3 separate regions of the Mus musculus genome follow, and regions 1 and 2 are each linked to region 3. The links are chromatin loops, found by intact Hi-C in ENCODE. Cell type or tissue: heart. All regions are shown on one strand.

The links. Hi-C counts contacts between places; a loop is a spot of excess contacts. Peaks named below come from ENCODE experiments on the same cell type or tissue, not always from the same donor. Only the 100,000 strongest peaks of a DNase experiment are listed, where the experiment ranks them.
Region 1: it touches region 3 in a loop (11-fold over the local background); 5 of 42 quality-filtered maps call a loop at or near these places.
Region 2: a loop joins it to region 3, with 7 times the contacts of the local background. A loop is called at or near these places in 30 of 42 quality-filtered maps.

What each region holds. Positions count from the first base shown.
Region 1 is chr2:127,497,227-127,505,226 of GRCm38, forward strand. All of the region lies in intron 2 of Kcnip3 (Kv channel interacting protein 3, calsenilin), which reads right to left. Gm35478 (a long non-coding RNA gene) reads left to right here and starts at 6,953. Exons shown (of 4, transcript XR_003953902.1): 1 at 6,953-7,163. In heart, a CTCF peak has its summit at 4,139 (motif pointing left); a DNase peak (open chromatin) is centred at 4,135; H3K27me3 peaks cover 3,124 bases.
Region 2 is chr2:127,426,110-127,434,109 of GRCm38, forward strand. Gpat2 (glycerol-3-phosphate acyltransferase 2, mitochondrial) reads left to right here. Exons shown (of 22, transcript NM_001081089.2): 2 at 1,132-1,262; 3 at 1,384-1,497; 4 at 2,137-2,210; 5 at 2,576-2,680; 6 at 2,888-3,016; 7 at 4,746-4,845; 8 at 5,174-5,307; 9 at 5,554-5,653; 10 at 5,749-5,961; 11 at 6,263-6,385; 12 at 6,541-6,623; 13 at 6,863-6,981; 14 at 7,477-7,547; 15 at 7,623-7,881; 1 more. The coding sequence starts at 1,200. Among named protein-coding and RNA genes, the nearest start is that of Gpat2, 4.9 kb to the left of the region's middle. In heart, a CTCF peak has its summit at 4,333; no DNase peak of the experiment used is centred here.
Region 3 is chr2:127,358,454-127,366,453 of GRCm38, forward strand. It overlaps Adra2b (adrenergic receptor, alpha 2b), which reads left to right and starts at 4,726. Exons shown (of 1, transcript NM_009633.4): 1 at 4,726-8,000. The coding sequence starts at 5,127. The coding sequence ends at 6,473. In heart, a CTCF peak has its summit at 4,178 (motif pointing right); DNase peaks (open chromatin) are centred at 4,178 and 4,778; H3K4me3 peaks cover 3,705 bases; H3K27ac peaks cover 3,496 bases; H3K27me3 peaks cover 7,292 bases.

The sequences.
Region 1 (8,000 bases), 140 kb after region 3:
TTAAGAAAGCATGACTAAGCAGGGCTCTCTCACAGCTGCGCACAGGATCGAAGGCGATCAATTGCCATAATGGCTGTAAATATTTACTCGGTAAAAAATGTGTGAGCCACCCACATACTCTACACTGGGGTCTGTATCACCTCCCCACCACCACCACCACCACCATCAAGTTTACCAAAGATGCACAGTTCCAGGCCCCTCCCCTCTCCCTACCTCCTCGGCAGCTAGACCAGTGCTATGTGAGATCTGTGGTGAGGGACCCTTATGGTACAAGGACTGGACCGGAGTGCAGGGTCACACACAGCTTGTCTGCAATAGCCTGATTGCAGTGGGACAGATGGTTGGATGGATGGATGGATGGATGGATGGATGGATGGATAGATAGATATTGTTAATCTCCTTTGTCCACAGTCCTAACCTATAAAATGGGCTAGTGATACCCACCTCAGTGCTTATTAGTACGCCCTGACACACGGCAGTGCAAGCTATGCTGGCCGGTGGTCTAGCAGGGCCACAGGTGGAGACAGATGCCTGGCACCATGGTCTTATCCCAAGGCTCGGGCTTAATTAAAACAGAATTTACTTACATCTCTATAGCATTCTCCCACCAGGAGCCCCTCCCCTTTTCCAAGTATGAGGCAGCTTGTGTGTGCTGGTCTAAGACTCAGCCTTGACCCAGGGCCATGGTGTCTCCTACCTGCTTATTGTGACCAATCCTGGTTAGTTTTTATTGACAACTGAACACAGCTCAGTCACCTGTTAAGAGGGAACCGCAACTGAGGAATCGGTTTTTGACCAGAGCTGCCTGTAGCTCTGTCTGAGAGAGACTGTCTTGACTGGTCAATGTGGGAGGCCCCAGCCCACCATGAACAGCACCATTCCTGGGCTGGTGGGCCTGGGCGCTAACAATCCAGTGATCTAACCAGCAGCTTTCCTCCACGTTCCTGCTTGGGTTCCCATCCCAGCATCCCTCAGGAATAGATCGTGACCTGGAAATGTAAGCTGAACAAACCCTTTCCTCTGGGGAAGGTTGGTTAGAATGTTTTATCACAGCAACAGAAGAGCAAACCAGGATGTGCGCCAAGTGCCCTGGCTGAATGCTACGGCTTCCTTAATCCTCACAACTGCAGGGGAGTTCTGTCTACCACCACTCTCCTTTCTTTAAGGTGAAAAAACAGGCTGAGAGATGAAAGGACTTGCTCTGGGTCACTTGGGTACAGCTCAAGGCCTCTCCAACCCTTTCTGGAAACCCTTGGGCTAACCCTAGGACCATCAACTCCCTACTCCCCCATCCTCCTCAGGGCTCCCCCTTTTCTCTCTCAGAGGGAACCCTTCTCTAGTCCACTTGCCTGAAGGCACATCTAGTGATTGGGCAGAAAGGGGTCCTGACCTCCATCTATGTCTGCAAGGATCTGCCCCCAGCAACCCCTGACGCCTGGTACAATGGGGCCCATACAGGCTAGGATGTATCTGTGTCAGGCAGGATCTCCAAGGATCCTTCCATCATGGGCTGACAGTGCTGCCACAACCGGCCCTGGTCTCCAACACACACAGGCGTACTTAACACTGAGCCTGTGAAAATAGGGAGCACGAATGTGTTTGTGTGTGTGTGCTCTTACACATGTCACTGCATGTGTTGCAATCTATTCTCGTCACCCCTCGCTCCCCACACACAGTGCTAAGTCTGCACACAGAGCTTTCCCGCTTCCCCACACATTCACCTCAACTTATTTCCTTGTGAGATCTGTGCTTAGAAATAGCTCAGCCACCCACTGTGCATCCGCCTCCCCTGGCAAGTGCTAAGGTGGAGCCCCTAGCTCTTTACCTGAGCCCGTTGGATTTCACAAGCTGGGACACCAGGCTGGGAGAGCTGTGCAGAGTAGAGGAAGAGCCCAGTGCTTAGTGTTCCCATACACACACACCCAACCTCAGACATCTCACATCAGTGCTGCAGGTCTGAGACCAAGGCCCGAGGAGTTGGGGGAGGGGTGAATGGAGACTGCTGCTATGTTTGGGCATTTCCCTAACACCAAATAAACTTGCAGAAGGAATATACAGGGACTTGAGATCCTCACAAAGGAAGGGCTAAAGGGATAAACAGTGCCTAAGTCCTTGTCTATGCCTTTCTCTGCCAAGGGGATTGCAACAGATGGGGAGCCTCTGTCTAGTACAACAACAACAAATTCCCCAACCACAGTCAGTTTCCAAACATGTATGGGCTAAGAAAGTAATCTGTCTGGTGAGGACTAAGGAAAGGATCTCCTGCCTCCTTTGTCCTTCTCAACCAGACTTAAGGTCCACTCTATCTATGCCAGACATTTGTGGAGTTGCTATGCAAGTATGAAATGTATGGGTGGGTAGACTGATGCATGAATGGATATATGGATGAGTGAATGTGTGGATAGATGGGTGGGTGGACACATGGCAGGAAAGACAGACAAACAGGTAGATGGATGAGTGAGTTGATGGACCAACCATTTCCTCTCTTAAACCTTAAGCTCTCCCCATGGAAGGTGGTACCAATGGCTGCTGATGGCATGGGTGTGGGTTCCAGTATCTGCCTGGCTCAGGACGAGCACTCAGCTCACTCCCCGTCTTTCTCACCATGGTCAGCCCCTCTCCCCAGCCACCAGAAGTGTTTAGGAGCCAGGCATCTCCCCATGCTGTTGGTCAACCCCTGTGTGTTGAGAACAGGAGATAATGGCTTCTTGGATCCCTATCTCATCCTTTCCTGCTTTCAGAGCAACCCAGGCTGCTGCTGGCTGCTGCCCTGGTTCCTGCAAATTCACCCTATCACTGTGCCCTTCTTGAAAGTTAGAGGCCGTGTGGCGTGTTCATGGAATTTTGTCCCCGTTGAACTAACCAGTACATCTGCTGCTGACATCTTCCATTCATCCAGCTGATCCCTGCCCCAGACCCAAGGTTCTGGTCACTGCTTAGGCCTGAGGGCCATTTGCTGACTGTGGGGGTGTGTGTGTGTGTTTGGGGGGGGGGGTGGCTGTGACTGTCACCAGCCTAACAATACCATGTGCTCTGCAGAGGGTCCATTTGTCTTCTGCAGCGCCCGGCCAGGAAGTGTCCCTCAGTCTTGCCCTGCTGCCTGTCATAAGCCGCCTGGCCAGGAAGTGTCCCTCAGTCTTGCCCTGCTGCCTGTCATAAGCCGGTTCCTAGAACTCTCTTTGACCTCCTGGATCATCAAGGGTTTTGAGCTGTAGTCTTTGGGCTTTAAACAAACAGACAAACAAACAACTCTCACCATTTCCTTCCATGTTGGAAAAGTCCATAGGTGTGACCCCTTTGTTTGCAATGGAGAATCCTTAAAACTAGCTTTTTTGAGCCTGCTGTGGTGGAGCACTTCTTTAATTCCAGTATGTAGGAGGCAGGGGCAGGTATATCTTTGTGAGTTTGAATCTAGCCTGGTCTATATAGTGAGCTCTAGGATATCCAGAGATACATAATAGAGAGATACTGTCTCCAAAAAAAGTAAATAAAAACAAACAAACAAACAAACAAACCCCCAACTACTCAGTCTTTCACATTATTTCCAAAAAAACAAGAGCCACGCATTTGGAAAGAGGATGCAATTAGTTCTCTCTGGTCTTCATTTTACCTCAGAGACACCTCCGTCTACGGGATGAATGTCAGAAGCTGACATATGTCCAGAGGAAGACTGTAAATGTAGATTTTCCTTTGCTCCCACCCTGACCCTTTCAACTCTATTCCCTCTCTGTCACCTGCGCCTGCCCAGTTATTCACACTGGAATGGGGAGTACTGCAAAGGCAACATCCGTCAAGGAGACCCACCCACCCCCTTGAAGCCTCTGGAGTAGCACAGGATGAGGCCACTGCCATTCTTACGAACACGGAGTCCTAATGACTAGCGTGAAGATTTCATACACAGCTAGGGGTGGGTGGACCGCCAACTGGAAGAGATGCTTAGTCTGTTCTTGGCTTGGCTCAGGGAATCGGGAACCAAGATGCATCCCGAGAGAGAGCTAGCAGCCCATAAGTGCCAGACCCTGTGCCTTTAATCCTCAAAGGTGTGAAGTGGATGTGCGTGGATGTGTCAGAAATTAACAGCTCATGTAAGATCTGTCCAAGAGGCTTGCTGCCCCAACCTCTTCTGCCCCCTGGTGGGCAGATGGAGAAATGCCTATTAAGTGAGCTGCTTTGGCAGGTGTTGGGAGTGGGGAGGGGCTTGGGATGTGTTGGTCCAGGGTGAGAGAGAGGGATGGATGGGGAGGTTGGAAAGGTTTAGGGGCGCTTTCCTGAGAGGTGCCCAGGCTCCGCTATCCATGAACATCTACCTAGGAACAGTAATTCAAGCCACCTCCTCGGCCACAATGGCTCTGCCTTTCCCCAGAGCAGCCCCAAACATGTTCTTGTTCCATTCTGGAACATTTGCTGTCTCCATTTCCTATCATTTCAAAGAATCTTCAAAACCTTCTACCTGAGAGGCAGAGACTGGGGCCACCTAGGACTGTACAGGCCAGGGAGGAGTCTGGGTCTGGGAAGGTGGGGATGATGCTGAGACCAGGTATTTAACACACCTTTGTAGAAAATCCCAGCCTACCCCATCAGTTAGTGCTCCAGCAAGCCCTTCCCCCTCTCCCCTTTATCTGGACTTACAGAGGAAGGAGACAGAATGGGCAGAGGTTGGAGCAGGAAGGAACCTGGACCCTGAAGCCTTATCAGCCCAGAAAACTCACATCTCTCTGAAGAAAGATGGCTTTAATGGGGTCCACCTCGCTAGAAAAAGCCTGGGAAAGGTTTGTCGGGTGCATAGAACAATGATGGAGCATGGGACCTCCCGGAATTCAGACAACAGCAGCTAGGGACAGGGCTACCAAGAGGCGAGAGATGAGAGGCGAGGTCAGCCTTCCCTGTGGAGGTCTGGAAGCTATAACACACACAACCACCCAGGCCTTGTGCCTGGTCAACAGAATGGGGAGAAATTACAATAGGTTGACTTTGAAAACTCACCCTCTCTATCCTTGGTCACAAATGAGGACACTAACTTGTCTGACACATGGAAGTAATCCCGCCTCAGTATTACAAAGTCAATTGCTTGCCCAGCCACCACTGTGGTTCTTTATAGACGCTGGTGGGGGTCCCAAAGAGCATGCTGCTGTGTCCATTTGATGCATAAATAAACTGAGGGACTTGCTCAGTGTCCAGCATTGGTATAAAACAGAGCCAACCCAGGAGCCCGCTCAACAAGGTGAAAGCAGAAAGCCGTGCATGGAGTGACTCCTTTCACACACACCCGATACGATCATCTCTATGACCTCATTTTTATATCCATTTCATCTTACAGATGAAGAAATGGATGCGGTGAGAGGCTGGAGCATGGCCTGGCAGATGGGGCTCTGTTTACAAACTGTGCAAATGAAGCCATCCAGTCTGCCCTCAGAATCACCTGACTTGCCAGGGAGAACTGGGTGTTGCTATGACTGGTACCCAGATGCACATTTCTAAAAGGCATTTTAGAAATTTCTTTTCTGTGGTAGAGAAGATGCCCTCATGAGTGGTCTGTTGTAGTCCCTGGCCTTTTCCCCATCATTTGTGTATAACTGAGCCATCTTGCTTGTGCCCTGTGTGTCCCAAGCTCTCCCTGAGTTTTCTTCTGATTGGAATCAGCTTTGCCATTTGGCTGGCATCCTCAATTAGGAGTTCAGTGGAACCTGGGTATGCACTTGCATCTATCTGTGTGGGGCGTATATTTAGGGCATCAGAATGATACTTGGACAATTCAGGTCAGATGGGTTCTAGGACAGGGGTAGACAGCTGTTGCTTTAGCTGACAGCCCTCCCTGGCCTCTGTTCTGCCCCTACCTTGCCTTGAGGAGCTCTGAGATGAGAGTCCGTACACAGGGCTCATCTCTCACTCTCTGGGCTCTTTGTATCTTTCCCTGTGAGTTTCAGCAGAAGTCCAAAGGGCAGCACAAAGGTATGACTCTGTAGGTCACACTAAGGAACCAGGGAGGTAGCCTTGCTCTGTGTCCTCCTTACAGCCTAGAAGAGTATCTTGGGAAAAGCTGATCTCTTTCCTCCCCATCTAAGCCTGAGGTGACCTGAGGGGAACTTGGGGATGTGAGACCAGGGTGAGGGGTCTAGCAGAGGGTCAAGGCAACGGCTGTGACTTCCCTGGTTGTTCATGGACATGGCCTGGATACCTGCTACCTCTCTGGAGCCAGAGAGCATGCCCTACAGAGTCCTTGTGCACCTGGGGAAAGAGAGCCAGGCTCATCTTCCAAGTTCTTCTCACTCCTGTCTTACCATTTTCTCATCACTCTGATGGTTTATGCTGTTATTTTTTTTTCCTACAGATTTGGAAATGGGCATTTCTTCCTATAAATGTTCTTTATGGGCTGGCGGAGTGTCTCCACCAGTAAAGAAAGGCACTTGCCAAATGAGTCTGGCTTCCTGAGTTTTATTCTTGTGTATCATTCATATGGAGGTGGAAGGAGGGAACAGACTCCAAAGAGCTGTCCTCTGGTCATTACACCCAAGTCACAAGCTGAGCATACATCCACCACCACCACCACCACCACCACCACCACCACCAACAACAACAACAACAACAGCAACAGCAACAACAACAACAACAACAACAACAACGATGTGCTATTTGCTAACCTGACAGCTCTTAAGTATGCCTGGCTCTTCTTTTTGTGGACACCCCACACTGGGCACAACAGGCTCCACCCCAAAGTGTGAGGTTGACAGCTTCAGTCTGGCTTGCTCACTGCTTAGCATGTCACCCCTCTGGGTCAATGACAGCTCCCTGAAGCAGAAGGCTGCTTTGTGTGTCACACGCCTATGAGAAGGTCCATCTTTGTTTTATGGATTTAATTATGTCTCTATGGGGAATCATGTGACTGCCTTAGCCTAGCTAGGTCCTTTTCCTCCAATAAGAGAATAGGAAAAAAGAGCCCGGGGGGGGGGGGTCCTGAGCTTCAAGGTCTGAAGCTCTTCACACCCCAGTTCTCAGATCCCCATCTGCAAGATTCCCTTCCCTTCTGGGTAGGAAGTGCCCCTGCCAGCCAGCAGGCCCTGCCAAGCTTGGATGAGAGGCAGAGAAGCAACAAAGACACAGCCTTCTGTGACGCGCCCCTCCTCCCACTTCCAGGCCGGATCTAGGCCTCCTGTCAAGTCTTCCCGGTGAGTGGACTTCTGAAGACTTTAAGAAGGCTGTCATTGACAAATATCCTCTATACACAGTCTCAATACACACTGCCCCCCTTATTTCCTCTCTCTCCTCTGCATGGCACAATAGGTCCATATTGGCTCTGATGGAAGAGGACTTCTCGGGGAGGGAGGGAGCTGGGGTTCAGTGAGGATAGGGGGGCCCACATGTGCCAGGCAGGGAGGGCTTTCTAGAGCAGTTAGGAGGGCTTGGGTCTATATCCACTATGGAGATCAGGATCCTGGCCACCCATCTCTTTCCAGGCTTATGAGTCTGGGAATCTTGGCTTAGCTTTCTGAGAGTAAGGGGTCCCTATGGGAATGTACAAGGCACAGAGCCTTTATCCCCAAAAGGAGGAGCTACAGTCCCCATCCCCAAATGACATCTTCCGGCACCTGGTATCCCTGTCCCAGCCAGGCAGCCCTCACCTCGAGCCAGGTTCCCTGAGATGAAGCGGAAGAAGAAGCTGATGATGTCTCCCAGGTGCTTCTTACAGCCATGCTGACACTCCTGCAGTCTTGGGTAGCAGCCCTTGCCACACTCAGACATGGTGCTGCCCGGGTCCTGGTTCTCTGGTGGCCTTTCCAAACCTAGGCTCAGCACCCTTCTTCAGGGAGGGCTTGCCCTCTCCACACCTGCTTCTAGCTTGTTTCTCTTTCAAATCTCTCTCTCTCTCTCTCTCTCTCTCTCTCTCTCTCTCTCTCTCTCTCTCTCTCGGTGTCTCTCTTAGTCTATCTCTTGGCCTGTTTCACTCTCTCCTGCTCTTAGGAAAGTGCCAGAGACTGAACAGCCCCTCAGTCCAGGATCTGCTT
Region 2 (8,000 bases), 68 kb after region 3:
AATGCTCCATGCCTTGTCTTTTAATCTGTTATTTTAGGGCCAGCATTGGTCGGTGGGGTTAGATTTTGAGGTTAGGAGTCTCAAGCTGAGGAGTGTCAAACGTCTTCCTTGCAAAGGAGGCAGGCCTCCTTACATTGCAGCCTTGACCTTGGGCTTCTCTGTGCTTAGGGTCTGAATGGGGCTGTGAGAACATTTTTTAAAGTAGGGGATGCATCTGAAATGAGATCTCCAGGGCCTGTGTATACATCAATCAGGATCCGGTTACTGCTTGGCTTCATGGTGCTAAATAGCACCAAGGGGCAGAGGAGGAGCACCAGAGGAACCCTGGAAACTAAGCCACAGGCATCTGGCTCTCCTGGGCCCTTTCCATACCACTTAATTGCTGGGTCTACACATGAATTATTTGCAATTCTTACCCTCAGGACGACTTTCAGATGATGTGAGGGAAGTGAGATGGGAACCCCGAGGGCTCCACAAGGCTGCTTTTCTGGCTGCCTTGGGCCCTGGAACTCATGGAGAAAGAAGAATCTAGATGTATCATGAACTAACAATTTGTGGTCTCAAAACTCAAAAAGGCACTCTCAGGCTAGCGTGCAGTTAATGTGATTGAGTTGGGGAATAAAAAGAATATAAATAATTAGGCCAGTCTGTTCACCATGGACATGGTGGAAGATCAGGGTAGGGGACCCTTTTGGGCAGGAGTCTCTCTTCCACAGAAGCATAATGGATCCGAGGTTCTGCAAGAGGGCTGCTCAGCAGGACTTAGGTTTATGGAGAGAGTATCCTTTTCCTTGTATCCTCTTCTTGCTGGTATAATCCAGCCCAGCCTAGGCTTTTCCTTCTACACGGAGAGCCTTACGTTGCCATTACAATCACAGTTGCTGTTAGAACACATTGGGGCATGTGGATGGAAGATAGCCACTCATGTTGCCTGAGGGAGCCCCTGACTTTTCAAGTACAGCTCACTTCCTGGAGGGACCACTTGGGTCAGTGACAGGGATTTGATCAGACTGCCTCCAGTCTCCTGGCAATTGTCCTCATTGCTGATGGCTTAAGTGTTGTCTGTCTTGGGGTAGACTCTGGCATCACCCCACAAAACCTTGGATTATGGATCAGATTCCATTCTTTTAGTTTTTTTTCTAGGTCAGGTCTGTGTGGAGAGAGACACAGTGCTTGATTCACTGATCTTACAGACCTTCATGGATACCATGTTGAAATCCAACCCCCAAACCCAGCAGAGGAGTAACCACAATGGTCAAGAGGTAGTGTGGAATTCTTACACCCTTGCCCTCCCACTTGCCCTCTGTGACCTCCACTCCAGATGTGCTCCTCATTCTGTCAAAGACCCTGAGTTCGATCACCTCTCTTGTGGCCCTTTTCCAGACCAGCCTTTGGTCCTCAAGCTTTGGGATGAAGATGGAGGCCATCACTCCATTCCTGGGAAAGTATCGCCCCTTTATGGGCCGCTGCTGCCAGACCTGTACTCCTAAGAGCTGGGTAAGTGATGGTAGGGATGGGCCTCCCTTGGAAATCTTAGGCTGGCTTGGTCCTGGGAGTGAGGATCCTGGGCAGCTGCCTCCCTCTCGTCTTCCCAAGCCTCATCTTTCACTGCTGCATGCCTTTGCCTGTTAGAGGAATGGATATAGTGGGGTCTGTTGTTGGGATGGGGCTTAGGAGAGTTGGGTAGGAGGCCTCAGGAGAGCTAGGCTATGCCCACAAGGCTGGAATATAACTGACTCTGTTCAGTTTGGGAACAGTGCCCACTCAGACTCCCATAGCACTCAGCATCTCTTGCATGTCTGTATCATATGCTGGTACCAAGAAGGCTCAGCATTCTAATGGAGATTCAAGATGCACATTTTCTTCTCCAGATGAGGTAATACCCCTACTCAGGGCCTTAATGTGCTTAGCTCTAAGAGGGCAACTCCACACAAGGGGACAGTGGTGTCATTTTAAGCATGGAGCCCTTTTCTTTCTGAGCCAACATTATGATCTGGGGTAGACAGCTCATGGGAAATGTACTCTATACCTTCTTCTGGTATACTCAAAAGGCCACCAGGCAGAGGCTAGATGGATAGGGTACAGATGTGACTTGCAAAAGCACCCTAGGACATGCTGTCCTTCCCTCTTGGACAGGAGTCCCTCTTCCACAGAAGCATAATGGACCTGGGCTTCTGCAACGTGATCCTTGTGAAGGAGGAGAACACCAGGTAGTTGGAGCTGTTGGGGCAGGCAGTGGGTTGCAAGGGCCTTCTGTGGCATCACTTTCTTCCTACAATGGACAAAAGGAGATCCATAGCAAATGGAGGCAAGCTTTACTCCCCTGCAGTTCCTTCTATGGGCTGCCTGTAAGGTGTAGAGCCACTGTGCCCCCTCAGTGGGGAAGCAGGGTGGGACTAAGGCCTATATAGGCAAGTGAGTAGTTTGTTTGTTTGTTTGTTTTGGTTTTTTTGTTTGTTGTTGTTCCATGGTCGAGCTTGGTCCTGGGATATGAGACTGGGGTGCAAACCCTTCCTGATGAATAGACAGACCTCTGTGGGCTCTGGGGAGCACTTTCTGAACTGTCTTCCCCCAGGTTCCGGGGCTGGCTGGTTCGCAGGCTCTGCTATTTCCTGTGGTCCCTGGAGCAGCACATACCCACCAGTTTTGATGCCTCCCAGAAGATCATGGAAAACACTGGGTGAGGAGGCAGATCAGAGTCTGGCATTTGTGGGATACTTAAAGGGGTGACAAAGGCTATAGGTCAGGATGGCCAGGGCTGGCTGGGCAAGACTTCTGGAATGTTATCTCTGTTTGGGCCCATATCAGACTTTTCTGGCTGTGCACTGGAGGACTGACTAGGGAGACTATTGGTATTTAGCCCAACGCTGTCCCCTGACCTCAACAGGGTGCAGAACCTCCTCTCGGGGAGGGTTCCGGGAGCGGCTGGAGAAGGCCAGGCGCCTGAATTAGTGAAGAAAGAGGTACAGCGTATCCTGGGCCACATTCAGACCACACCCCGCCCCTTCTTGCTCAGGTAACTATGGTGAGGGGCATGCATCCTTAGGTTGAGGCCTCTGCCCCTTCTGGAGAGTGGATGCCGGCTGGGCTTGGACAATCACCAGATGTTCTTCCCGAGTATTTGGATGATGGTTACAGAATGGGCTACAGCCGACTGCAGCCCTTCCCTGGGTTCCTACAGAGCAGATCTGCATGCTTAGATGCTGGGGATTAAAGAGGTGGACAGTGATACAGCTGGTCAAAGGAAGGGACAAGGAAAGAGCCAGAATATCCAGGAGGGCGGACATTGTAGTTAGAGCCAGGAGGGAAGAAAGCCAGCCCTGGAGGCATAGGAGTAAAAGTTGAGGAAATGGTCTCTTTAGAGGGAAAGGCCTGAGTCAGGGCCTTGAGCAGGAAAGGGCCAGGCTCACTGAAGATGTAACAAGGTTGGGAGCTGTGGAAGCTGGTGAGTGAAGATGAGAGCAGCTGGAGAATCTGAGACGTGAAAGGAACCAGATCAGAGCCAAATAAGTAGAGGCTACTCTAAGGGTAGTCAGAACGGCTCAACAGTTTTAAGTGGAAAGTGGCAGAATGATGGGCTTGGCAACAAGAGTAGAAACCAGAGCATCTGCAGAGCTGACTGACAGGCTGGAAAGACTAGATTGAGAAGTTAAGGTGGTAACTCAGGGGACTCACAGATGGACCAAAAGTGCTGAGAGGAAACGGGAAAGTAGTGAGATAGGAAATCCGTTTCTGGCCTAGTACCCAGTGTGTATACAAGAGGGTCAGGCTTCATGAGAAGGGAGGTGGCCTTGGATGGATGTTTGGATTCAAAGAGTTCCAGTAACTGACTTAATGACTTGGTTGTCTGTATAGGCCTGGGAGCTCAGAAGAAGGGACATATATTTGCAGAGCTGTAATATACAGTTTATGGTTAAAGCCGGAGCATGAGTTAAGGTGCTGAAGGAAAAGGGCTCGGGGTTGGGTGTCAGGCTCAGCTGTCTTAAGTGAAAAGGAAGCACAGGCTGTTGGTGACCTGGACCAATCCTCCACTGTAACAGTTCTTCCCTCGATTGAGGTTTTCAGGCCCTAGGACTCATGCCCTTGTGTAGGAGCTCCCAAGCGCAATTCTAGTGGGCTTCCTACCTCCTCTGTACACCTAAGTAGTAAGGTAGGTTTTTTTTTTACAGTACAGCATTTACAGGGGCACGACATTCTCCTGTGTCCCCACATATTGCTGCTTCTCAGAATTGCCCCATTTAATGCTTCCATCAGATGTGGACTTGCTGCTTGTCCACCAGTTTTTCTGTTAACTTCTTTGGTAAGATGGTCCCCCTACCGGGCATATGAGCAAGTGCAGCATGCCTTGCCCTCCTTGTATCATTTCCCTTTTGCTCCACTTTTCCTGGTAGTTGGTAAATATAGGCTGACTGGGTTCTGTGTGGAAAGGGTCTGGTTCTTTGGTCCCCCTTTAGATAATGGAGGCAGAATTCGTGTCTGATGTGAGCCAGCTGCAGCATGAGGTCTTAGAAGAGTCTACCTCACAAGTGTACTCTGTGGCATGAGGACTTTATAGCTCTAGCACCCCCTTAGCAATGCCTACTGCTCAGCAGGTTGTAACCGCTCCACTCACTTTCCTCTTCTGTTCAATGTGGGCAATGATGTTGCTTGTCTTAGAGGAGTTCTGAGCAACCTTTTGGGGTGCTACGGGGATGAGCCTTGTAGAAGGTGGCCCTGCTGCACCTCAAGCTGGCATTGCTTCCAAGGCTGTTCAGCTGGGCACTGCTGTGGTTCCTGAACCGCCTCTTCCTGAATGTACAACTTCACAAGGGACAGATGAAGATGGTTCAGAAGGCTGTGCAGGAGGTAAGCCAGACCATACTGAATGGGCTTGGATGGCCAGAGTGTAGGTGAATCTAGGCTGCATCAGCTGTTAGAGAATCCACATTTCCTAAATAACCTTGCTGCCATGTTAGCCCTGCTGCTACAGGGTCTCCTGCTCAACCTTCAGTTTCAACAGCCATTGAAACAAGCCACTGTATTTCCTTTTAAAGTTGTGGAAAGGCTGCTTTACCTTAGGGAAGTTTACCTTGCAGAGGAGAAGCCCTTCCTCCCTCAGTGCTGCCCTGGGACTTCAGGTGCTGAAGTTTGGCTGTGTTTTTAGGATGGGCATTTCCTTCTGTCTCTGGAGCAGGGCTCTCCACTTGTCTTCCTTTCTACACACAAGTCCCTCTTGGATGGATTCCTGCTGCCTTTTGTACTGTTCTCCCAAGGCCTCGGTGTGGTCCGTGTGGCTTTAGACTCCCGCACATGTTCCCCTGCTCTCAGGTATGATGATGGGAGAGGGAGGCCCTAGCTGGAGAAGTGGGATGGAGGTTATTTTGTTTTCTCAGCCTATTTTCAGCTATGGCAGCCCAGCTTACAGACTCAAATGGAAGGGTGGCTACAGGTCGCTTGGGCCATGGCTACTTCAAGTTTCTAAACAGACAGGTGTGGAAGAATCAAGGCCTTTGCAGGCCTCTGGGCCCGGCCTCTCCTTCAGAGCCCCTTTTCATTACTGTCCTGTGCTCACAGAGCTCTATTGAGGAAACTTGGGGGACTTTTCCTGCCCCCAGAGGTCAACCTCTCCTTGGACAACTCAGAGGGCATCCTTGCAAGGGCTGTGGTCCGTGCAGTGAGTGTTCCCAGTGGTTATGCGTGGGGTGGGCCAAGGGTGTAGGGTCTGCTGCTGAGCTGGCCTTGATGTCCACCCTTCCTCTCCTCTTCTAGACTGTGGAGGAGCTGCTTACTAGTGGTCAGCCTCTGCTCATCTTCCTGGAAGAGCCCCCTGGGTCCCCAGGGCCCAGGCTTTCTGCCCTGGGCCAGGCCTGGCTAGGAGTGGTAATCCAGGCGGTCCAGGCAGGCATTATCTCAGATGCCACACTGGTACCAGTTGCCATTGCCTATGACCTGGTTCCAGATGCACCATGTAACATGAACCATGTGAGACCTGGGATCCGAGTAGATTATCAACCAGTTCTGGGTGGCACAATGTTCTGTGGCTGGGTTCCTTTAGGGCTGAAGTCAGATTGGGATGTGAAGTGTTTAAGAACTGTCCCTATAGTCACTATCCTAAAGGGTCTCCCATCTTTGCTATCACCATCTTTCAAAAGACCCCACAGTACAGACTGTAGGTGGAAAGACAGGACTCAGTGAAGAGCCGTGAACAGTGTGGAGGGCGGAAAGGGTGGCAGCCCCGAGACTTGCCCAAGAAAATACATGTGCAGCCTCTCATTCCCTGCAGGATTTGGCTCCCCTGGGGCTATGGACAGGAGCCTTGGCTGTCTTTCGGAGACTGTGTAACTGCTGGGGCTGCAACCGTAGAGTCTGTGTTCGGGTGCACCTTGCCCAGCCATTTTCCCTCCAGGTATGAAACCAGTTGGGAAAGGCTGGGATTAACCTTTGTGGTGGTTTGGCCTTCAAAGCATTGTAAGGATAGTATTTTCTCTTAGATGGTTTGTGTACAGGTTTCTTGGGGGTGGGGTGTGGCAAGGGCAGACCTCACATCTTTATCCTGGGCAGGAATACACCATCAATGCTAGAAGTTGCTGGGATAGCAGGCAGACCCTGGAACACTTGTTGCAGCCCATTGTGCTAGGTGAATGGTAAGGAGCACAGATGTATGGGTCTCAGAGGGAGGCAGGCGGCTCTTCAACTCTGACTATCCCAGAACATCAACACCAGATGTCCGTATAGTCCAAATGTAGGGTGGCACATAGGCCTGGAAGTGGGGAGGGTTATATGAATTCTCCTAGGACTTGGGAAAACAGCTGTAGCTTTGAAAAGCTTTTGACTCTTACAACATTTTAGGCCCGCTTCATTCTTTGATCTGTCTGTATCCCAGTAGTGTTGTTCCGGACACTGAGAAGGAGCAGGAGTGGACCCCACCAACTGGCCTCCTCCTGGCCCTTAAAGAGGAGGACCAGCTCCTGGTCAGAAGACTGAGCCGGCATGTTCTGAGTGGTAAGGGAAACGCAGAGCTGCACCTTTGGAGTGTGACTTGAACAGCACTTTCTCTGTGTAGATAATAAAGGGCTAGTTATCAGGACCCCATGGATGCCCGTACCTGACCCCCACCCCCTTCACAGCACACAGGGATACTGGAAGAGCGGGGCATCCAGGGAAGTGGGGAGCAGATGAGCTCAGTATCTGAGCCAAAGGCAGCTGTGCAGATCTCTGTGAGATCCCCCCAACCTCACCCTAAAGGTCCTTTTAACAGTGTCCTTAGCTGTGAGGATGACTGAGTGGAGGAGCAACATGTGCCTACAGAAGGCACGTGCTGACTGGATGTCCCTCTGGCATGCTGTTGGGGTGGCTCTGGCTCACAATGCACGTGATCCTGCTCTCCCCTGCTAGGGTAGAGTTTGGGTTGTGTGTCTGGGAACATCTGTCAAATGATGGAGGAGAGATCAAGGCTCTCTAGGCCCCTCCCATCAGCACCTTCCCCTCTCTCCCCAGCCAGTGTGGCCAGCTCCGCAGTGATGAGCACAGCCATCATGGCCACACTGCTTTTGCTGAAGCACCAAAAGGTAAGGCACTGCATGGTGGGTGGGGCCAGGGAAGGGCCAGGCGTGGCACTCTGCTCAGGCCTGTTTTGCCTCCAGGGTGTGGTCCTGTCACAGCTCCTGGGAGAATTCTCCTGGCTGACAGAGGAGACACTGCTCCGAGGTTTTGATGTGGGCTTCTCAGGGCAGCTGCGGTGCCTGGCCCAACATACACTGAGCCTATTGAGGGCACATGTGGTTCTGCTGCGTGTCCACCAAGGGGACTTGGTGGTGGTACCTCGGCCTGGCCCAGGCCTCACACACCTGGCACGCTTGAGTATGGAATTGCTGCCAACCTTCCTGAGTGAGGCTGTGGGTGGTGAGTCAGTGGGTCAGCAGGATTGGGATGCATGTGCAGGGGAGAGGGAGGGAGCAGGTCCCCTTCTTATGCCATCTTCTCTGCCAGCCTGTGCAGTGCGGGGGTTGCTGGCAGGCAGA
Region 3 (8,000 bases):
TGACAACGTTTTCCTGTTACCTCTGCCCCAGGTATTCCACGTGTTCCTGTGAAAGCCTGGTCTCCGTGATACTCTGGGTACTGGAATGTTTAATAAGCCACATTCTACAGTAGAGCAGCTGGTGGTCCAGGTCTTGAAGCTCATTAGCCCGCAGGCTGACCAGAGTGGCTTAGCCACCTCCCCAAACTCCCCTAACACAGCTGTGTGGTGTTCGTTGCTCACTGCTGGATTGATTTATTCAACAGGCACTTATGAATGCCCATTAGGCACCAGGTTTAACATGAATAAGGCAGGGAAAGGAATAGATAACTCTAACAAGGTAGGCATGTTGGATTGATAAATGACAGGAACTGGGGATCACTTGCGGCCTGCTGGTTAGGATGGGCCCCTCTAAGAATGCATGCACAGGCCTGTGCTTACCTGTGAAAATGCTAGGGTTGGAGCCACCAGTGCAAAGGTCCTGGGGCAGGAAGGAGAAAGTTTCTGGCCAGTGTATTAGGGTGAGGCTGGCAGGGATAGATCAGGGGGAGAGTTTTCTAAGAACAGCCTGGAGTAACACAAGCTTAAGACATTTTCTCTAGTGCACGCCTTTAATCCTGATACTTGGAAGGCAGAAGCAGGTGGATCTCTGAGTTTGAGGCCAGCATGGTCTACAGAGTGAGGTCCAGAACAGACCATGCTATACAAAGAAACCCTGTCTTAAACACTTAACCAACCAACCAACCAACCAACCAAAAAAACAAAACAAAACAAAAAACACCAAAACCAAAAAACCACCACCACAACCACCAAACAAATACATTGTATAAATTCCATGGGAAATAGATTAGAAGCAGAGACTTGGCCATGGTCATGAAAGTGAGAGTGAAGGGCATTGTAGAGTTGACAAAATCTTGGGCATATTTTGGGGTTTGAGGCATAACTTGGGGAAAGCCAGGTGAACAGCAACCTTGAAAACTGAACCTGGGAAGAGATAGGAATGGAGGACATGGAAATGTTAGGTCTGAGTCAGCTGTAAGAGATCACATGGGTGGGTCAATAAAGGGGTAAGCACAAAGGCTCTGGGGCTCAGGACAGCAGAAATGCCCTAGCATTGGAGGGGGCGGGGTGCCATCATTGGGTGGAAACTCCCGCAGAATTTAGATGCAGGAAAGGAGGGCTCTAGGAGCAGTCAGTGCGTCGTGTGTTCTAGATCTCAATGCCATCAGTCCTTTTTGCAGCCCTTCACTATGGTGGCTCACCTGTGTGTGCTAGATGTCAGTAGCAGCCTCACCGTGCTGTGACTGTCAAAGGTGTCTCAAGGCACTGCCTTGTGGGCTGAGTATGGCCACATTCACTGAGATCCTCTGAGTTAGACTTTGACAGAACAGGATGCTGAGGAGGAATGGCACCTTAAAGTACTGCCAACTTAGGAAGTGGTCCACACTCCTGGCTCACTGAGAAAGAGGACACAGACAGGGACCTGGTTCTCGGTGACTTATGGCTCTGGAAGGGCAGACTGCAGATGCATTCCTAACCCCAAGGGGATCAAGGAGAGTGTGTAGGGGACCAGGGGACTGAATGTAGCCTAAGGGTAGTGGGGGCAGTGTCTGTGCATGGGAGTAGGTGGAGGAATGGAGATGAGGAAGGTTGACCACATAGAGCAGTGGTTCTCAACCTATGGGTTGTAACTCCTTTGCTGGGGTAGGGGTGAGGTTGAACAACTTCATAGGAATGATATATCACATATCCTGCATATCAGATATTTACATTATGATTCCTAACAGTAGCAGAATTACAGTTATATAAAGTAGCAATGAAAATTTTATTGTTGTGGGTCACCACAACCCGAGGAACTGTATTAAAGTGTATTAAAGGGTGGAAGCATTAGGAAGGTTGAGAACCATGACGTAGTGTTCTAGACGTAAGGGTCCCTTGGAAAGGAGACTAAGTAGCTCAACAAGAGGATGGGATCAGTCCCAGAGGGATCTTGAGGTCAGGGAGAGCAGCTCTAGAAGCTGCTTGGTTCCCACCAGGAGACTCAGTGCCCCTCTCTCAGCTCTTAGATGTCACACATCTCCTTAGATTCCATGCTAGCTTGCCCTTCTTTAGAAAAAGATGATGTCACCTATATGCAAAATCACCTTGCCCCTATTCCCAGTCTTTCCAGAGATGGCACTCTGGGACAGTGTGGGCACAATGGCTCTGAGCACAGTGAGTCTGCCATTCACTGATAAGCGTCTACCATCCTTCACCCACCAACAACCATGGCAGTTCTCAGCAATAAAGAGGAGGTGTCCTGATGGAGGTGGGGATGTAATTCAACAAGTCCTTGGACCACACCCGAGTGTCAAAGGGCATATGGAGTTTGGAGCGTGAGCTGAGCCCACTGAGACTGAGAGTGTCTGGCTGAACAAACCCTGGGAAGGACTAATGATACACAGACTGGGACACTCCTGGGTTCTGGGACAGCTCCTGCTGCCCTCCTAGCTGCAGGATAGGAGAGCACCTCTCTTAAGTTGTGGTCATCTTGGGCTGACACCCGACTTGGTGAGTCCTGACACTTGGTAGATGTAGAGTTGCCCCTTCAGGGAAGAACAAGGTGAATGTTCGTCAGTGGGGCTTGGAGTAAGGTGGGATTAGGGGCAACCTTGGCTGCTCTTCCTGCAGGATCCTGGAGACCTGGCCCTTTAAGGAGAATGGGCCATAAAATATCCCATCTGACGTTGATCATCTGTGAAGTCTTCTCTCAGTTTGAGTGTGGCTGGAGGTTGCTTGGGACAAGTAGGGACTTGCCTCAGTGGCTACTTCTCAAGCTCCCACGACCACCCTCAGCCCTTTCTCAGTAAATGGGGCTACGAGGACTTCTTCATCACCTGTGGCTGTGGACTCAAGCCCTGTCCAACGTGATGGTCTGTAAGACCTGTCTCAAGACTACAGCCTCAAAGGGGCAGGTGAATGGCTGTCCTTTTCAAGCCTGGTCTACATGGCACCACCCTCTCTGGTTGTGACAGTCCCACCTAACTAGAGAGCTAGCTGCAGCTCGGCCTGAGGTGGGGAGGCATTGCTCAAAGTGTCCCCATGTGGCTAGGCATGGTGATCTGGAGACTGAGTTGAGGAAAGACTGGTCTGTGGGGACCCAACGGTCACATTTGAGATCTCACAGTGGTGGCCATGACAAGTCCAGTAGACTCACTGACTTGAGGTGAGATTTGGGAGTGGACTCCATCTTTAGGGATTCATATATATATATTTATGTAGTGCCCTTCAGAATTAGGAGCTGTAAATACAAGGCCTGGTTCTTTTCACACAAGCTGTGGAGAAACCTCCTTGAGGCTGGGGGTGGAGCAGGGCCCAGTTCAAAGTTTTTTTTTTTAAAGATTTATTATTTTTTTGTGTATGATTGTTTTTTTCTGCGTGTATTTATGTTTCACCTGTGCGCTTGGTGCCTGTGGCGTCAAGTGAGGTCATCAGATATCCTGGAACTAGAATTACATTCTGTTGTGAGCTGATGGAAAGGGGTTTGAAACTGAAATCGGGTCCTCTGCAAGAGCAAGCGCTCAGCACTCAAACTTGTTCTCCCACTGGATAGGCTGCATGAACATCTGGGGCGGCCAAGGCCGGCTCCTTTCTACACCTGAGCCACCCACATTGACTTTTTCTGAGCTATGGAGAGATCTCCTCACACCGCTCTGGAGGAGGGACCTCCTTTTCCGTTGGTCAAGAGGCTCCTCTCCAAACCTGCGCTTTGAGTCAAGCTGTTTCCCTCTTTAAGATTTGTTTTAAAGTATGGGTCTCTGTGTGGCTATGTTCAGGGGAGTGTAGGTGGAGGCCAGAGGCATACCATCCCTGAAACGGGAGTTACAGTTTTGAGCTACCTGTTGTGGCTGCTGGGAACCGAACACAGGTTCTCTACAAGAGGCACTCTTAACCACGGATCCATCTCTCCAGTTTTCCCTTCCTACTTTAACTTTTTTTTTGCCTTTAATGGAGAAAAAGGAAGCAGCAATAGGGTGGTTGAAGTCCACTAGTCGCTTCTCACCAAGGAGTAGTTAGTGTGTGTGTGTGTGTGTGTGTGTGTGTGTGTGTGTGTGTGTGTGTGTGTGTGTGTGTGTGTGTGTGTCTGGGACCTGCGAGGACATCGGCCCCTAGCCTCTTGCACTCAGATGGCAGCAGAGGGCGCTCGCAGCACAGAGACTCACTCATTGCACCTCGCAAGTCTGACCTAGACCTAGTGGTGTTTGGGTGGGGAAGCGTTAGGAAAGGGGATTTGGAACTCTCTCCCCACTTTGGTCCGGCCCCTAAGGTTCTCGGTTGCTGGGATGCTGGATGGAGGTGTGGCTTATTATGCTTAAGAGCTCAACACTCTCCTACACGCTTTTCTGTCGGGCTGCTGCAAGCGACAAAAGCAGTCTATCGATCTGGGTGCTCTGTCCTAGACTCGCAGACAGAAGGCAAGTGGACCCTTGGGACAGACCAGCTCCGGGTCTCAGCACGCACCGATTCTCTTCGGTACATACTCTTCCCAGAACGCCGACGACCCCAGACTCCCTGCTCTCTAGACTCGGCCGCGCAGCGGCGGGAAGGAGAAAGATGTTGGGGCCCGGGGCGAGTAAAAGATGTGCGTCGCAGGTCCATGTCCCGCAAAGCGCACCTTCCACCCACCCTGGTCGGATCGCCCGCCCCGCCTCCTTCCCTCCTCCAGCTCCCGCCCCCAATCTCCTCCCTCCTCCCGCGGTGCTGGCTCTCCTCCTCACGCCCCTGCGCGGAGGGCTGACTGCAGGCGCGGCTCCGGGAGAGAGCGCCTTTACCGAGAGCAGGGTGCGCTTCCCCAGTCGGTTCTGTGAGTCCTGCAGCTGTGCCGCACGACGGCGCGACTTTCCTCTGGTCCCGGGACGGCAGTGAGACAACTTGGAAAACTTCTCTGGGGCGGACTGCAGGGACGCCGGGCACCAGTGGCAGAGAACGTAAGAGAGCGATAGATGGTCCTGGGTGTCCCCGGACCTCCGGCCAGGCTACGGTGCTCCAGAGCCATCTGCACCGCCTGGGGGGACGGCCCCCAACAGTAGCGGAGCTAGGGTGGCGCTTTCTCCTGCGTACTGTGAGTTTGGCCAGCATCTTTCTCTCTGGACATGTCCGGCCCCGCCATGGTCCACCAGGAGCCCTACTCGGTGCAGGCCACCGCCGCCATCGCGTCGGCCATCACCTTTCTCATCCTCTTCACCATTTTCGGCAATGCGCTGGTAATTCTGGCTGTGTTGACCAGCCGCTCTCTCCGTGCACCACAAAACCTCTTCCTGGTGTCACTGGCAGCAGCCGACATCCTAGTGGCTACTCTTATCATCCCTTTCTCTCTGGCCAACGAGCTGCTGGGCTATTGGTACTTCTGGCGTGCGTGGTGCGAGGTCTACCTGGCGCTAGACGTGCTCTTCTGTACCTCCTCCATCGTGCACCTGTGTGCCATCAGTCTGGACAGATACTGGGCAGTGAGCCGAGCATTGGAGTACAACTCCAAGCGCACTCCACGCCGCATCAAATGCATCATCCTCACCGTGTGGCTCATTGCAGCCGTCATTTCTCTACCGCCCCTCATCTACAAGGGCGACCAGCGCCCAGAGCCCCACGGGCTCCCCCAGTGTGAGCTCAACCAAGAAGCCTGGTACATCTTGGCTTCCAGCATCGGATCTTTTTTTGCTCCCTGCCTCATCATGATTCTCGTCTACCTGCGAATCTATGTAATTGCCAAACGCAGCCACTGCAGAGGTCTCGGAGCTAAGAGGGGCTCTGGGGAGGGTGAGTCCAAGAAGCCCCATCCGGCCGCCGGGGGAGTTCCAGCCTCGGCTAAAGTGCCCACCCTGGTCTCTCCTCTATCTTCTGTCGGAGAGGCTAATGGACACCCCAAGCCTCCAAGGGAGAAGGAGGAGGGGGAGACCCCTGAAGATCCCGAAGCCAGGGCTTTGCCACCCAATTGGTCTGCCCTGCCCAGATCAGTCCAGGACCAGAAGAAGGGGACTAGTGGGGCAACTGCAGAGAAGGGAGCTGAAGAGGATGAAGAGGAGGTGGAAGAATGTGAACCCCAAACACTGCCAGCTTCTCCTGCCTCAGTATTCAACCCACCCTTGCAGCAGCCTCAGACTTCCCGGGTGCTGGCCACGCTACGTGGCCAGGTGCTTCTGAGCAAGAATGTGGGTGTGGCCAGTGGGCAGTGGTGGCGCCGTCGGACACAGCTGAGCCGAGAGAAGAGGTTCACCTTTGTGCTGGCGGTGGTCATTGGTGTTTTTGTGGTCTGTTGGTTTCCTTTCTTCTTCAGCTACAGCCTGGGGGCCATCTGCCCACAGCACTGCAAGGTACCCCATGGCCTCTTCCAGTTCTTCTTCTGGATTGGCTACTGCAACAGCTCTTTGAATCCTGTCATCTACACCATCTTCAACCAGGACTTCCGCCGTGCCTTTCGAAGGATCCTTTGCCGGCAGTGGACCCAGACTGGCTGGTGAGCCTGCCTGCTCCGGGCCAGTGCCAGGCAGGGTTAGTGCCAGGACCACCCGGTGGTAGTCTGCCACCTCCGCAGTCTATGTGACCATTTCCCTGGGGCCCATTTGCAGACCTCATCCTCAGACACCCCTGAAGGGGAAAGGACAAATGTGCTGTTCCCAGGGGCTCATTTGAAACCTTCCCTTGCTGACTGTACTGTGGGATACCTCTTCCCTGCTCTCTCTTCAGGAAGGGTAGCTTGGACCTTCTCGAACGTGGCCAAGGCTGATTAGAATACCTCCCTCCCAGCCACCTGTAAGCCAACAGGCAGGCTTCCCTTTCCTGGAGACCCCCTGTGCCTTGGCAGGCCACTTGTGGTGGTTTTCTTTCTTTCTCATCATATTCTTCTCTTCTCTTTTATTGTTCATTTCATTTCTTTTTTTTTTTTTTTTTTTTTTTTGAGACAGGGTCTCATGTAGCCCAGACCAGTCTCAGACTTGCTATGCAGCCTGAGGCTGATCTTAAGATTCTGCTTACCTCTCCAGCATGAGAAGTAACAATGCTCACCACCATACCTGGTTTACCTGATGCTGGGGAATGAAGTCGGGGCTTCAAGCATGCTAGGGAAACATCCAACCAACCGAGTTATATCCCCAGCCTTGATCTTCCTCATGCCTTTCAAAGAGCCGGAAGCCCATCTTCTACATTTCCCAGGAGGACCTGATGCTGAGAAAGAGGACAAAAGGAAGAGGATTCAGCCGTGCTGAGCACCTGTGGTTCTCCTTGGCTGTTGCGGTGGCTGGTTATGGTCTAGTGCTGGTTGCTGGGTTTTTTGTTTGTTTTGTTTTGTTTTGTTTTTAAGCTTTGTAGCGTCTTTAAGGCTAGAAGCATGGGTTGTTTTCTCACTCAGCATCCCTCTGGGAGGCAAGTGGGCACGTGGATGCCTCAGTGGAATGGTCTGGAATCCTGGCCTCGACCTCACTAAGGTCCTGATCACTGGCATTCAACCTCGCAGAGAGCAGGGTGACAATTGCCTGCCGCCTACTTGCAGCAGGGAGATGAAAGGCTTTGCAGAGAGCTTTGAGCTCCATGGGGGAAATGCGCTAGAGAGCCAGCAAATGTGATTATCTGGTGATATAAAAATCCCTTTCCTGTGTGTTTACCACTGTGAGCCTTCCTGTAGACTTTTGTTCTGTGCTTGGGGTGTGTGAATTCCTACCCCAAACTGGAAGTGGGTTGAGGTGCACGGAGTCACTCTTTCAAATTCCGGAATTTCTTTGAGAATGCTTTCTTGTGCCTGAAAAGGTTTGAGTTATTATGCTGTTGTCAGCTTCTCCATCTGTTACCTGTAACAGAGTTTTCAGTGGCTTGGCCCCAACCCCATTAGGGGATAAGCTCTTTGTCATTGAGCAGGCAAATCGTTTTCCTAAGCTAAAAATACTTACATCAAGGAAGCAGTCTGAGATGAGATCCTCAGGTGGGGTGCTGGGGCTAGAACAGGCAGCCAAGGCCCTGTGGACTCCTGGGATAGCCACCCTCTGTGGGGTCCC